Linked DNA regions of Homo sapiens: region 2 is linked to region 1. Evidence: chromatin contacts called from ENCODE Hi-C or POLR2A ChIA-PET data. All regions are on one chromosome and are shown on one strand. Each heading gives the region's core, a stretch centred on a gene start or an enhancer-like site at or near the end of the contact. The rest is flanking DNA. Distances are from core to core; before and after follow the strand shown. Region 1 has its middle 300 kb from the start of ZMIZ1-AS1. Region 2 has its middle 24 kb from the start of PPIF.

The links. Hi-C counts contacts between places; a loop is a spot of excess contacts on that map. ChIA-PET counts read pairs that join two places held with the same protein, here RNA polymerase II (POLR2A). Pooled maps may share reads with other maps.
Region 2: a pooled map shows a loop between it and region 1 (2.9-fold over the local background). The contact joins two enhancer-like sites. A Hi-C loop is called at or near these places in 1 of 168 maps with a recorded cell type or tissue (breast epithelium) and 3 of 50 pooled maps. POLR2A ChIA-PET finds 5 or more read pairs at or near these places in 1 of 52 experiments (H1).

What each region holds. Positions count from the first base shown.
Region 1 is chr10:78,762,450-78,765,219 of GRCh38, forward strand. No RefSeq gene overlaps it. Among named protein-coding and RNA genes, the nearest start is that of ZMIZ1-AS1, 300 kb to the right of the region's middle. RefSeq lists an enhancer at 1,509-1,588. Within about 2 kb of position 1,292, at least 11 of the 41 ENCODE cell types and tissues checked have a DNase peak (open chromatin) inside an H3K27ac peak, as active enhancers do.
Region 2 is chr10:79,321,836-79,324,637 of GRCh38, forward strand. No RefSeq gene overlaps it. Among named protein-coding and RNA genes, the nearest start is that of PPIF, 24 kb to the right of the region's middle. RefSeq lists cis regulatory regions at 912-1,824, 1,278-1,778, 1,285-1,785, 1,305-1,805, 1,328-1,828. Within about 2 kb of position 1,521, at least 14 of the 41 ENCODE cell types and tissues checked have a DNase peak (open chromatin) inside an H3K27ac peak, as active enhancers do.

The sequences.
Region 1 (2,770 bases), core at 42-2,541:
CAATAGGATGTGAGCAGAGATGTGTGGAATTCGAAGTCATATCTTTGAGATGAATGAGTGCGCCCCCCTCCCTCTTTTCTTTCATTCCACTAAGTGGATTGCAGATGTGACAACGGGAGTTGGAACAGCCTTTCTGGGCCGCATGTTCAAGGCTGGGTATGACTAAAAAGGTGGGAGGAATCTGGGGCTCTGATGTTTGTGGAGCTACTAGACCAACCTGGGACCAGGTACCTGGGCTTTTACTTCTTCAGCCCCCATTATTTTAAATTTCTTTGCCATTGCCTTAGAGTCACAGTTTTAACTCACAACCTCAGATTCCATTTGTCCCCTCATCCAGTAGGTCTCCAAGTCCCCTCAGTGATGGGCATTTCTACCTATCCTTTGTCTTATTCTCATCCCCTTTGCCGCTGCTCTACTCCTAGATCCTGGGGTGGTCCAAGGACCTCTAAGGAGACCTCTTTGTTACAGGCAAACTGCCCTCCAGGCTGGAGCAGCTTTTCTGAAATGCACTCCTGAGCTGGACACTCTATTTCGTCAGCCCTCCAATAGCTCCCTACTCAGCATAGAGCGAAGCCCACTCTCCCCTTCACCTGCTACCAGCCTGCCTCACCAACCCCATCTCTTGCTGCTTACTTCAAACTGCCTGTGCTTCCTATACAGGGAATTGTCTGCCCTTTTCCAAGCTCCATGCCACCTCCAAAGCTTCCCCACGTCTCCTGGACAGCCTGGTATGTTCTTCTCCAAGGTCCACCTCCTTGGCCAGCCCACCCAGCACCTCTTCCCGCATGCCCCACATCACCTTGGCCGTATCTCCATTGTAGCAGGGAACTCCAGTAACTGATGTCATCTGTCTCCTGCCAGGACAATCAATGCCAGAGTGCTAGAGTGGCTTCCCTAAATCCCTAGGTGCTCACCGTGTTGCCAGGATCTTCTGCTCAAGACAATTCTGTTGAGTAGAAACGTATTACTGGAGTAGGCAATGGAACTCAGCTTTCTTTACACCTCTGTGGGGCCCATCCTGCTCTGTTGTGCCTTGTCACCCTAGTGAGGAATTTATTCCTTCACTCCTTCAATCTTTTGTTTCTTCTTTCTGCAAGCGTAACTTCAATGCCGGCACAGTGCCTGGTAGAAGCAGAATTTGCTGAATGCATGAACGTATGCATTCACTGAGTGCTTTTTATTCTATTTTATTTTAGTTTAGTTTAGTTTAGTTTCATTTGCCAGACTCTGACAAAAGGAAGCTGAGCTCTGTTTCTGCGCTTGACACTGGGCACACAGAGCTGGAGAAAGCCCAAGCCTGCTCTCCAGGACTTCCCAGCCTGGTGGGTCAGAGGAGGCCAGGGCCGTGGGGGAAGATGGAGCCACTGGCTCCCCAGCACCTCCTGGGTGGGTCTCTGTAACATTTATTTTTGCCTAAATGATGTAACCAGACCCGAGGAACTGGTCTTCCCCGCTCCTGTGGGCGGGCTGGAAGAGGTGAGAGGCAGAGTGATCTGACGCTTCTGGCAACGTGATGAAGTCGTTTTCAGAAAGACAGTTTTGTTCTGACTTGAGTGTTTTTCCACATGACTTCATCCCCCGGCAGGCCTTGCTTGGGTCTTATTTTTTGATGGGCCCCAGCCCCATCTGTGTGGATAAAATGGCCTCTGAACCCTTCCCTGGGGCAGCTGTGACAGGACAAGCAAGGTCTGTTTGCTGCCCCAGGCCAAGCACCTGGCTCTGCCACCCACTGCCCTGCAAATGGCCTGATTGCAGGCAGCCTTGCCCACAGCAGGAAGAGGCCCCACAGGGCCTGGGAGTCAGGCAGGACAGCAGGGCTGGAGCCAACCTGCCTACCGTGTGGCCCAAAGGCTTCCCTCCAACCTGGAAAGACCTAACCCTGTCCTCTCTGACCTCAGTTTCTTCACCTGCAAATGAGGGTGAGCATCAGTCATGGTTCACAAGGCCCCTGGGAAGATTCAGTGATGTAAGGACACATGGAGGACCATTGCTTCTGTTGCCAGTGATGGTTCCTGCATTCACTTCTTTGTCGGCTCCCTCACTCAAACCTCGATGGGCTCCTCCACAGGCCAGAACCTCCCAGTGTGTCTGCAGACAGACCAGGAAAATGGAGAGTTACAAATCAGTGTGGTGGGGGCTACAAAGGACCGTGCACAGTGTGCTGTGCCTATGCAAAGGAGTGGGCGACCAGCCCTGTGGTCAGGGTGGGGTGAGGTGAAGTCAAAGGAAACTTCTTGGAAAGGAACTTTGGGTTAGGCCTTAAAAAAGGAGAAGCAGCTCACAAAGCAAAACCAGGGCACTGGAGTGAGATGCAGGGGCCCAGCTCGGGTACCATCAGGAAGGATTTGGTGCATGCAGCAGAGACCAGAGGGAGTGCTGAGGCAGGAAGCCGTGTGCTCTCCACTTACAGAAACTCCAGTGCAGTAAGGCCCTGGATCCTTCAGAGGCCCAATGACCCCCAGCAGACACCCAGGCTCAGCCCTCATTTCCACTTGGTCTCCCTCCATGTCCTAGCTTTTAGCCCTTTGTTTGCTGCCACATGGTCAAAAGATGGCTGCTGCAGCTCTAAGCATCTCATCCGTATGCAACTCAGGTCCAGGCAGGATGAAGGGCAAAGGCAAGACTCAAGGAAACTCTCTGCCCCCTTCTGTCCCCTAAGGCCTCAAAGAACCTCCCCTGGTTCTCACTGACTCAGTCATTGGACCTGCCACCCCTGGCTGTGAGGAAGGCTAAGGGAGTACCTGGCAAAGGGGTTTAGAATGACCATGAT
Region 2 (2,802 bases), core at 271-2,770, 560 kb after region 1:
ACAAAGTGCCTGCCCTCTTGCCTTAAGGATCTGGCTTATGCTCCAAAGTCTTTGCTCCATGATCCAGCCAAGGGCAGCCTTTCTCCAAGCCCCTCTCATTGTTCATCTCTTCCCCCTCCTTACTCTGCTTCTCTCACTCTTACAGATTGTTTCTGGATAGCAGTACCTTTAGTGAATAAATCAACTTCACCTGGCTGCAAAAAAAGTATTTCTCTGCTCAACAAAACAGAACCAAAAGCTGCTGCTGAGTGCTAATGATGCAAGGGCACAAGTATGGGCAGGTAGCTGAGAGAAGCAGAGAGTGTGACAACTAGAGAGCACTGATTGTGACCAAGGGGCATCTGCTTCTCTGGGTGTTTGTTGCCAGGTGAGAATGCAGACCCAGCTGTTGCTAGACTTCTGATTTTCCAAGAGAATCTAGAAATGCAGGTTTTTAAAAAAAGTTGCAAATAAGCAAACAAAAATGTGTACAGACACCTATGGCCTAAATAAAGTCCAGGTGTGAGCTGCATCTGCCTCAGTGGTCCCCAGTCCCTGACCTCTGACCCAGGGCCAAATGCTGGTTTAAGTGGCGGGACTGAAATGCAGCCCAGCCCCGTGAGACTCTGGAGCTTAACCACCAAGTTCTATACCTCTAGATTAGCTGGAGAGACCAGTCCCTGCCTAAAGCAGAAATACCCATGGTCTGCAGATCCCAAGACCGGACCCATCTGCCACCATCCCCAGCCCTGAACATGCTGTCTTTGGCCACCATAACACACTACCCTGTTCTCATGCCCATATCTTTGCCAATGTCTGCCCCTCCTCCTGGAATGCCACTCTAGACTTTTGGGAATGCCTGTGCACCCTTATCCTCCTTCCCTGGAAACTGCCATCTGCCGCTGCAGAAGGGCAGACATGTTTGACCCACATGACCAAACCCCCCTTGACCCCAGCCCATTAGACCAGGAGGGACACGTGTCGCGAAGGACTAGCTGGCCAGTGACCAATCATGTTACCCCTGCCCCAGTCAAGAATCTGACCTGAGGCACAAAGATTGCAGGTGCCATTGTGGCCCCGGCTGGATCTAAGGCCTGACCTGCCTCTTCCCCTGCTCTCAGTGGATCTCTGTTACTAGGCTCAGTCTTTGCCTTTGACTTTTTCCCTCCCCTCCAGGCTGCATGATTTCCCTTTTTCTTTTTATGACTTTGCTTATATCAAAAGTTAAGTCTTATGTCAACCTTGTCATGAGAACAAAAGAAGCTTTCTAGCTTTTAACTAAAAGGATGTCAGTTAACAACGGAAATATATGTCAAACAGAAACAGGGTCTCAGCTTTGTGGTCTTGGGAACCCTCTCTTCCTATTACTACTGCTTATTATCCAGGACCTGGCGTCTTCCCTTTGTCACCCAGGGCCCGGTGTCTTCCCCTCACCACCCGGCACCTAGTAGTCTTCCCTGGAGCTAGTGTCTTCCCTGAGAGGCAAGACAGACCAGCCCAGCCAGAGTGCTGCTGGTAACATCACAGAGACGGCAGGCCCCATCTTTGGCAGCTCCCCAGACTCTCTGTGGTTTGGTTTTGTAGCCTGACACTCGAGGTGGCTCACAACTTCCTTCTGGAGTGAACATTTAACATCCTGCCTGCCCGTCACCCCTCCCTTCTTCAGGGAACCGTACTCGCTTTCTTCTGAGCATCACTCTGCGCCTCTTACTGCCCCTCTCTGATATGTGAGCCAGGCCATGCTGCTGTAATAAACACCAAACTATCAGTGGCTCAAGACAATGCCCATGTCACAGCCCAATGTGGGTGCCCCTGGTTGGACGCTGTCTATGTGGTCATTCACTAACCCAGGTCCTTCTCATCTGGTAGCTCTGCTCTCCTTAAAATTTTCTGCATTCAGCTGGCAGATGAGGAAAACCAAAGGAGTATCCCATAGAGAGTAAGTTTATGGGCCAGGCCCACATTTATTGGCTAGAGTTCAATCTCATGACTGTGATTGACCTACAATTTCAGTTAGCTACACCTAACTACAAAGGTAGCAGGGAGGGTCTTCAGAGAGAAGGCAAAGATCCAGGGAAAGGCACTTCAGCTATGTGCCTAGACAGGAGACAGAGTCCTAGGGAAGGATTCTGTTTGTTCCAGCTGGGTTCTGTGTCCATTCCCTGGCCTGGTCATTTTGAACTGGAAGGCAGAGTTGTTATCAGCTCCCATGGATTCAAATGAACATTTAGACAGTGTATCAGTTAGGTTTTGCGGCAGAACAAACAGCTATTTATTATTAATGGCCTAAAACAACCATTCATTTTTGCCTCTGAGACTGTGGGTTGAGTGAGAAGTTCTGTCGACTGGGCCAGGCTCATATGATCTCAGTTGGGCTCACTCACGTGTCTGAGGCCAGCAGGCAGGCTAGTTTAGAATGGCCTCACTCGCATATTTGGTAGCTGGCTTGCAGTTAACTGGAGTGAGGCTCCCTGGGCTTGTTCAAATGGTCGCCTCAGGATTGTACAGCATCACTTCAGCCTCATTTCATTGGTCAAAACAAGTCCCAAGACGAGCCGAGATTCAAGGCCTGGGAAAACAGACTTCTCCTCTTGATAGGGACAGCTACAACATCACATTGCAAGTTGCCGTGAATAACGGAAAGAAAATTGCAGGGTAGACAATTGCAACCTACCACAGCCAGTCTCTGCCACATAATCCCCTGGGAGCCAACACAGCCCTGCCTGCCAGTCCACAGTGACTGGTCTGCGGATGCAGGCACCAATCAGAATCCTTCCCTAGCATTTTCCATCCTGGTGCTAGCATATCCCAGTCACACCTGTG